2 separate regions of the Mus musculus genome follow, and region 2 is linked to region 1. The links are chromatin contacts, found by POLR2A ChIA-PET in ENCODE. All regions are on one chromosome and are shown on one strand. The core of a region is the stretch at or near the end of the contact, and the rest is flanking DNA. Distances in the headings are between cores, read along the strand shown.

Region 1 (4,665 bases), core at 846-3,345:
ATAATCCTGGCTGTCCTGGAACTAGTTTGTTTGTTTTTTGAGATGGTTTTTCTGTACAATCCTGGCTGTCCTGGAACTAGCTCTGTAGATCAGGCTGGTCTGAAACTCAGAGATCCATCCACCTGTCTCTGCCTTCTGAGCGCTGAGACTCCAGGCATGTTCCACAACATCCAGCAACAAGTCTCAAATTCTAAAATTAAATTTCCACCCAAAATGCCACTATGAAAAAAAAATTAACTATCTGGAAAGTATTTTTGGAAAACTCATTGATTCCCGTCAACAATAAAATCACAAAATATGGGCTGGTGAGATGGCTCAGCGGTTAAGAGCACTGGCTACTCTTCCAAAGGTCCTGAGTTCAAATCCCAGCAACCACATGGTGGCTCACAACCATCTCTAATGAAATCTGATGCCCTCTTCTGGAGTGTGGAAGACAGCTACAGTGTACTCACATATAATAAATAAATAAATCTTAAAAAAAATAAATAAAATGGTATGGTCAATGTTTAAAAAAAGTCACAAAATATAACTTGAAAAGTTATAAGAGAGAATTTTACTGGGGAGAGGGGGTGCTGAGACCATTTCTCTATGTGGCCAGAGGGGATTGAATGTTCTAGAAGCTAGAGTTAACAAGAACAAGAACTTAAATATTACATTGGATTCCAAGAACAAAAATTCGGAGTAATTTATGTTATGTGTGTGTGTGTGTGTGTGTGTGTGTGTGTGTGTGTATATGCGTGCGCGCGTGTGTACTTATGTGAGTTTATGTGCACCACATTCATGCAGGTGCCCCTGGCCAACATCAGAGAGTGATGGATTCCGTAGAGTTAAAGGCAATTGTGAGCTGCCAGGTGCCTGAAACTGAACCCTGACTTATTCAAGAGCGGTAAGCACTCTTAAACCCGGAGCCACCTCATCTCTCCAGTACTTATAGGAAACTCTTTACTAACAACTTTTATAGCCCTTGCTAGCCGTTCAAGTTAATTTTTACACCCCACAAATGGGCTTTCGGTTTGGATTCTTCCTTATGCCCTCCACCCTCACTCCATTTGGCTTTGCTCCTCTCACATTCTAGATGATCTTCAGGATGTCAAAGTCCAAACCCTTTTCCTGCTTCTTGAGTACCTTCTTCTTGGCTCCTGTCTGCAGGGCAAGCTATTTGCCGTGCTTCTGCAGCCTGGAGGAGGAACTTCTCAGTACTGCTCGCGCTAGAAAGTAGAGCGACCACGGGGCATTCTTTCTGTAAATATGTAAACATCTGCGACAGTGTCTTGAACAGCCCGTATTTGAAGGGCACTTTAGGCACCCAGAGATTGAATTCACCTTTCCAGGAATGTCACAGACCTGGCCTTTGCGCACTTCCAACACCGCCCCCCCCCCGCCCCCTTAAAGTTTCAGGACTCTGTTCGGTTAATCTGCTCAGACCCTTGCTAACTTAACAAGAGTGTAAATGTCATGTGCATGTGTGTGTTGCCTGCTTGTGCGCACTAGCATGAGTAGGCAGTCCTGGCACCCGCTGGCACCCAGCTTTGGAAGGAGAGCATCCATCCACAGGAGCTCCGGGCATCCTAGGTCTGTTGGTCCTAGTCTCGGGAACGCTGGGCGTGATCTTGGAAGGGGCTTCCGGGCTGGCGGAGTGGTGGCCAGGAGAGGTGAGCAAGGCACTAGAGTGCGCGGGCTTCAGCTTTCATCCTGTTTTCCCCCCACCCCCACCCCCAAACGAAATGGCACAGGGGACTTGGGGCGTGGGGGGGGGGGCAATTTCCAGGGCAGGAGGCCGAGGTTTCTCAGGCTGTTTGCACGGGGATGCAACAGGGCTCTTGAGCTGGGCGAGTGGCGGCAGGCCACTGGGATGGCTTTGTTATCCACGCGGGTGACTACTCGATCCCAATCCCCATCTGGCTCCAACAGGAGGCCGAGCTGGACACTTCTTTACACTCATTGGAAGGAGAGGGTGACTCATGTTACACGGGGTCCGAGCTTCCCTCCCAGTAGCTGCTAAGTCGTAGCTTTAAAAGGAAGTGACATGGGTGGGGAGAGACGTCAGCCGAGGACCACCTTTTTTTCCCTTCCCGAAGGGTCCACCCCTTTGGGTGGAGTCTCGCTTTTTCTTTCCAGTGTTGGCTGACTTACAGCTTCTCTAAAGTAGAGGCAGTTTCTGAACCTCAGGCTCCTGCCTCGCAGTTCTGGCTTGTGAGCACCAATGCAAAGAACTGCCCGGAGCGAGGTAGGTGGTGTTGGTACGATTACCAGGCACCTTCTCCTGGGGTGTGGCGTGTGATGATCGGATGCCCTTCTCTGGCAGGGGTCCCTCTGCTCGGCTGGTTTCCTAGTACTTTGGAAGGGATAGGCTCGGAGCGGGATGCTGGTGGGGTTGGAGCGAATGATGCGGGGGTGGGGGTGGGGGCAGAGGGAGGAGCACCGGGGCTCCGCGACCACTGCTTTGTGCCAGATTGTGAGGAGCTTTCTGGGGGCTCTGCGAGCAGCCCTCCCAGGGTGGAAGCATTTTCTTGGCTACCGTGAAGGTGTAGCGATGGCTCCTGTTACATATACGGGCTCTCTTTTCGTGCAACACGTTCTTCTGTCTCTGGTGTTTCTATGACAACCACAAAAATATACTCCACAAAAATACAGTCCCAATCTAAATTGATTTATTTGTATTTCCTTCCTGGGCTTGGCCTGGCTGGGCCTCGCTGGAACGCAACGTGACTCTGTAGATACCCCCTCCTCTCGTTTTCATTTTGGTTTTTCCCTATCGCAGGAGGGCTGGGGGAGGGGAGTTGTCAAGGAAACAGGCATTTGTAATCACCGCTTTATTTACTTAAATTTAAGCTTCTGGGTTCTCCATCATATGTCGGGATTTTTAAAGGGAGTTCTTTTATGTTTTTGAAGCTTTCCAGTATTAAGGGCAGCTTTTAGAAACTTAACTAATTTCTTAAGACATGATATTGAACAAACTAAGAGGGGCAGGGGGATTTAACTCTTTATAGGAGGATACTGCATTGAAATAAAGTGTTGCAAAGTACCTGATAATTCACACTGGTAAATATGTTATCAGCTGTTCAGGCTCACCCACAAGTCTAAACATGTATAAAACGAGTCTTGGCTCTATTCTGAACTTCATTTAGCCACAAATCAAAGTTCAGTTAGCATAAGAAATGCTAACTACCCAGCTGGGTCTCTAGGGTATTGTTCTGTGGTGCTCTCACCTGGATTACCCAGTGTTTACCCTCTAGTCTTTCCAAACCTGGCACGGATCTGCTCATCTGAAGTTATCACTCAGCATCTCCTACTGGGGGGAAAAAGTTATCTCAAGAGGAGGGAAACGTAGTGTGGATGTGTGCATGTGTGTCTCTGTATATCGGGGGTGGGTGGGTAAGGTTCCTTTTGAGAAAAACAATTAAGACTCCCAAGTTAGAGGTATGATATCCTTCTGGTGCAACGTAGGGAGGAAAAAACAAACCTTCAGAAGAAAACTAAGACACGAGAGGAAATTATCACCTACCCAGTAATAAGCAGAGGTGGACAAAACTTGATACAAATAATTCATTGCTTAGAAGGCAGGCCCATTAGTGGTTTTGGGTGCTGCTTATATTCAGTACCTCTGAAGCAAGCCTGATAATGGACCCTCTTCTAATGTGCATGCCCAGTACCAGAATTCCTTCCTTATTGGTACCAATATAGAGTCCTGTATTACTGAGATTATCTGTGGTAAGAATTTAAAAGGCCTCAGGTTACTTTCAGGTTATTAAAGCCCAATCATAGCTTGGAACCCTAGCCTCTTGGCTACGTGGAAGCGGGAAGAACCAGTAGTTTCTAGAATGTTCTTTATCTCACTACTGTTATTTATCTCGGTCTTAAAAACTGACCATAGTTCCAGAGATTTTAAGCATTTCAGATACAAAAGTTCTCTACAAATGGGAGCTAAAGAACAGGGCACAAAATTAGAGGGCTGGGGTTGTTGCTTGGTAGTAGAAAACTTGCCTAACGTCCCTAGAAACCCTCAAAACAAACAAATCTAACTAGAGAAAAAAATGGAGTTAAAGACAAGAGAATTAGGTGAGGGGTACAGAACATTAAAAAAACGTACTCAGAATAATGATTCAACTTTCATTTTGCCAAACTTACTTTAGCATTCTGCCGGACAAGACAATGGACTTATCGTCCGACCTTCCAAAGCATGAGAGTAGTGGGCTTGTCTCAGCATGTCACTCAGAAAGTTTCCAGACCCAAACCCAATGCAAAAAGAAAGTAGTAAATAACCAAACAGACCAGACCCCTCTCAGCTATCCAGAGAAAGAGTGACTTGTTTAACCTGTGGGAGACAGCTGGAGCTGGGTGGAAACAAAGTACCCCAAGGTGACTCAGAAGGCCAGGCTATGTCATGACTTTGACTGTAGCTTGGATGCTCGCGAGGGCAGAGAAGGAGGGAGCCATCTTAGTCATTCCAGTCCTTGCCTTAAATCATGGCTACTCAGAGAGGAGTTGGTTAAGGCCACCCTTTCTGTTCTGCTGTGTTCTGAAGGGAGGTCTGGTGGGCAGGGAAAGAGGCGTGCCTATTTCTGAGTGACTCTTGATTTACTGATGAAGTACATGGCTAAGCCTCGCTTAGTAATATTCTGCCATTTGGAGAACTCAGATGAGTCCAGTTTAGCATTGGAAAAC
Region 2 (4,665 bases), core at 809-3,308, 200 kb after region 1:
TGGAAATGCTAGGTAACAGATTAGTGGTCGCTGGCGTGTTGGGGGGAGGCACTGAGCAGATTCGGGATGTATACGGCAATGTATGAGCCTCTTGTGAATAGGTAGGAATGTGGACCACATACAAACAGCTGGAGCTCCCTGCAACATCGCTTACCACAGATGGACAGTAATAGTGCCAGAGGTCACCCCTGCCAACTGAAGAGGAGGCAGTGTCCATTACTGCAGCAAAAAGGCAAAGCAGCAGCTTCACCAAGAGAAAAAAAAAATCTGCTCTACGCATTTGCTATTGTAAAATTAACTGCAATGTTGCTAAGAAAAATACTTCAAAGATCTCCTTGTTCTGTACACTGCTGTTCACGTAAAGTTGGATGAGGCCCATTATCCTGACCTATTTTTATTATAACAAAGAGACAGGCTCCTGGCTGGAAGGCAAGGCTGTTTATCAATAGGAAAGCAGCGTTTTGATAGCAGATTTTTATCCCTCTGCCTAACACCGCTCAAGTCCATTTTCTCCCCCGAGAACAGTTACATAGAATTATAATGTCGGGTCTGTGGGTATGAAATCATCCCTCTTCCTCGTGATAATTAAGGCACAAACTAGGCAGCCAGACTTTTGTTCATTACAAGCTGTTAATCTTTATATATGCTATTTACCTTTTGCCTCAGTTTCCTCTTACATAAAGGAGATGAATAGCAGAATTAACTCATAAGACTGTTATAAAGATTAAATGAATTAACAAAAGTAATGGCTACGTGATAAAACATTTTAAGCATTAAGTAAGGACTCACATTTATTATTTCTAAAATAACGATTAAAGGAGTAAAAATTGCTCAACAGCTCAATACATTAAGAAAATTATGAACTTTCTGAAAAAAGACTTCTAATAGCACCCTGTACTATTCCTTAAAGAAAATGCCCCAAAAGATGTCACAGAACTATCTTGAAATTAAGAAACACAATGCAGTAGCTCTCACGGCTTTGAAAAAGTAAAATTCCTCTCAGGCAACCCAGTGGTGACAAGCAAGGATGTGAATGGCTCCCGTGTTCGGGTCTCGCTACAACTATAAATTTGCTATTTCTTCAAGCAGGAAAAAGCAAAGCTATTTAACTGCCTTCTTCCTGAGGTTATAGAGCGAGACCTTAAGCCAGGAGGAGTTGTGGGAGTGTTTTCACTATAGGGGACAGGAAGCAGTCAAAGTTTATCCTGAGATGCAAAGGACTGGCATTTAAACACAAAATCAGGACACCGTGAGTTTACCCTCCCAATTAAAACTTGAGACTCTTCGTAGCAGTTAAAAGAGCTTCTACGGAGCAGAATGCAACAGATACTCTGGGTACCAAAGTTCCATCTTGGAGCTTCCTGCGGTAGCAAAGTTTCACACATAAACCCTTAGCTATTTTCGTGCGCAACACTGCATCAGGCTGTTGCTAGAAGACAGTAAAAGGATCTCTGACAAGGAACCTTGTCTGCAGTTACGTGAAGCTTCGCCCTGGGGACAGAAGGCTGGGAGGCGCGCTGCAAAGGGCTGAAGGAGCAAGGAACTGCCGAGAGGCACGTCGCCTCTCTTTTCCTGGAAAAAGGAGAAAGATGGACCACCTTCCTTCCATCCGATCACTGATCCGAGCCCGAGCGGCAGTCCGGGGCAAGCTGGGGCTGTCTGCAGCAGGGCCCCGGGGAGCACTACTGCAAAGGCCAGGGTCGCTCGGGAGCTTGGCCTCCGAGCCCGGGCAGGGGTCGCGCGGAAGCGGAGCACCGGGCTCCGCGCTGCACCGCGCCCCTCCCGCCACCGGAGGTCCGGATGCTCCGCGCCCACCTGGCGCGCAGCCGAGGACCCCACGCCCCCTTCACGCGCCACCCTGCTCCCTCCGAGCTGCAGCTGCAGCCGTGCACTCACCTCGCCGCTGGGCAGCACTCCGGATCCGGCTCGGGCTGTGGCGGCGGTGCTGGCCGCAGCTCCTCCATGGCGGCTGCAGGGGTGTCGGCGAGGGCAGGAGGGGGCACCGGCTCGGCGATGGCGTCTCTCATCCGTGCACCAAGCTTCGCATGACCGCGGCGGGTCGTCAGCTGCAGCCTGGTGCGGGAAGACCAGGAGCCGCGGGGTGAGGGAGTGACTCGACTCCGCCTCCGCCTCTAGCCCGCCGCAGGAGCCGTGCGCGCAGCGGCCATCTTGGGAACGGCGGCCGGCCGAACGCTGGGCTACGGCGGGCAGCGAGGGACACGCCTCGGCGGGCGGCTGAGTCCGCCTGGGCGGGGCGAGGCGGGAGGGAGGAGCGCACTGGCCAGTGGTAAATCAGGTGTCGCTGGGTGACCGCGGGTGGCCTCGGGAGGTCCTGAGGCTAAGGGCACAGGAGACATTTGGAGAGGTAGGGTTGTCTGGGCGAGCAGGAATGCTTCATAAACTGGAGCTCAAGGTCTCTGCGCCACTGGATTCTGCCTTTCGGAATAAGGATGATGTCACCCAGACGCCCACAGCTCTGACATGGAAGTGTGGGCCTTCTGCAGACTCAGACCATCAGAGTGACACACCAATCAGGCAGCAGAGGACGCCGTCCTCACCCAGGATCCCAAGGTTAGAAAGTGCTTTTTCAGAAACTTGCACAGTTGCTACACTAAAGAAGAAAGAAAGGGATAAAGAAGTTGTAAAGATTTGAAGTTATTAAAAGAATTGAAATAGCAGAGCATCTTTCAGTCATTCTTAGCTTGCGCAGCTTTACAGCCTTTGAGTTGCAATCATGCCTTCTGAAATCCAGATTCAGTTCAGAAATCGTATTCAGAATCAAATATGTTTGTTTCCACTTAGTTTGATTTTTTTTAAAAAAATGATTCTTTAGCTTTGCTATGTAGAGATATAAATTTTGAACAAATTTTTTTAACTGACTGAAAGAAAAAATTTCAAGGTAAGATTTAAGAGCTAAGCAAGATAAAGATACTCTGAAATCAGCTGTGTTACAGAAATGTCTCTGTAATTAAAGAGCATACTCTTGCTGTTGTTACAGTAGACTACATTATCTATAATGTCTGCCAGTGCTGGATTTCTGAGTTGACATCCCTTTCATTAATTCAACAACATGCAGTCAGTCAACAACTATTCAGTGCACATATTGCATTAGGACTTCGGGAGACACTAAGGAAGCAGCCGTGAGAAGTTGCCTAATGGAGGGAGAGAGAACAAAGCAAAACGAAGCATTCAAAGGAAATGAACTCAGTCTATCCTAATAATTTTAAAGACCCATTCATTTTCACTGAGAGCTCTGCAGAGTGTTTCCCATCTCTCTGTAATTCTGATAGTTTCGTCTCCCTCTACACTGGGCTAACCTGAGCCCTCCTTAAATTGCATATGAGGAGAGTCGATAAGGAAACCTCTGACTGCTGCCAGGAAGTGAGCCAATGGGCACACTGCTTCCCACTCATAAAACGCTGAACACAAATCAGCCTCAGGAAGAGCCATGACTTTTTTTTATCCTTCATTGTCTACTGGGTACCGCATATTCTAGAAGGAACTAAAGACATTTACATCATCTCATCGTACCACTCGATGTGCATAGAGACCTAGATTACTTGATACTAACTCGGTTTGTGTGCAGGGCCTTTTTGCCTCAACATACATAGATAGACTAGCTGATTCACAATGGTCTTTCTCAGCAGCACTCTCCGGTGCCTCCAGGGTTCCAGGCCAGAGACCTCAGCATCCTCCGCTTACTCTCAGAGCATTTCTTTACCTCTAGACTGTTGGCTCCTTTGGAGCAGAAACCATTCTTTGGACCTACGTGTCACCCAGTCACCAAGTGTCAGGAGCCCAGGGCTTAATACATGGTAGGAACCTAGCAAATACTGTTATGGAGGCGTTAAAGACAAGCCACCTTAGAACATGGCAAATGGTCACCTTGCTAACTTCACTCTTAAATGGCTTCAGAAGGAGCCACTGGCCTACCTTCTTGCATGCGACAGGATGTAAAGGTTCTTTGGGGAAGGGCCACCTCGAAGAGCCATGCTGGAAGATGCCCTTGATCACTGGAGACTGGTAACTGAAGATTCTGTAAACCTGAAAAAGCAAACTCCAAAATAATTGTTATTTTGCTGTAGGCCCACATCCACACCATCTCTCTCTTTCTGAGTAGCACCCCTAGAATTTAATATACTCTCAGATACCTATTGTTCCTGACACTTCTTCACAGAGTTAGGGTTCTTTGTCTAGAATGTGTAATAAGTATCATGATATGGTTGTTTCTTTGAATTTTTTTCTTTTGGGAAGATCCTAGAAAATTAATAAAAACTGCATAGAAAGGAAGAAGGGAAGAAAGAAAGAAAGAAAGAAAGAAAGAAAGAAAGAAAGGAAGGAAGGAAGGAAGGAAGGAAGAAAGAAAGAAAGAAAGAAAGAAAGAAAGAAAGAAAGATTTTGTGGCTCAAGGAAGGAAGGAAGAAAGAAAAGAAAGAAAGAAAGAAAGAAAGAAAGAAGGAAAGAAAGAAAGAAAGAAAGAAAGGTAGATTTTGTGGCTCAGCTCTTGCTATCCTCAGGTTCAGAAAGAAAGATAGATTTTGTGGCTCAGCTCTTGCTATCCTCAGGTTCCTCTGTCCACCTGAAGAGCCCACAGAAGAGATAGGGAACATTCATTGGGTTGTGTGTTGTTTCTACACTAGTTACTCCTAGTGTTATTTAGATTTC

Evidence for each region. ChIA-PET counts read pairs that join two places held with the same protein, here RNA polymerase II (POLR2A).
Region 2: POLR2A ChIA-PET joins it to region 1 with 17 read pairs in Patski. The contact joins the promoter of Map3k4 here to the promoter of Agpat4 in region 1. POLR2A ChIA-PET finds 5 or more read pairs at or near these places in 2 of 5 experiments (Patski and embryonic stem cell).

The regions. Positions count from the first base shown.
Region 1 is chr17:12,117,189-12,121,853 of GRCm38, forward strand. It overlaps Agpat4 (1-acylglycerol-3-phosphate O-acyltransferase 4 (lysophosphatidic acid acyltransferase, delta)), which reads left to right and starts at 2,096. Exons shown (of 9, transcript NM_026644.2): 1 at 2,096-2,227.
Region 2 is chr17:12,316,602-12,321,266 of GRCm38, forward strand. Map3k4 (mitogen-activated protein kinase kinase kinase 4) reads right to left here and starts at 2,059. Exons shown (of 27, transcript NM_011948.2): 1 at 1,897-2,059. The coding sequence starts at 2,027. 4732491K20Rik (RIKEN cDNA 4732491K20 gene) reads left to right here and starts at 2,252. Exons shown (of 2, transcript NR_045290.1): 1 at 2,252-2,571.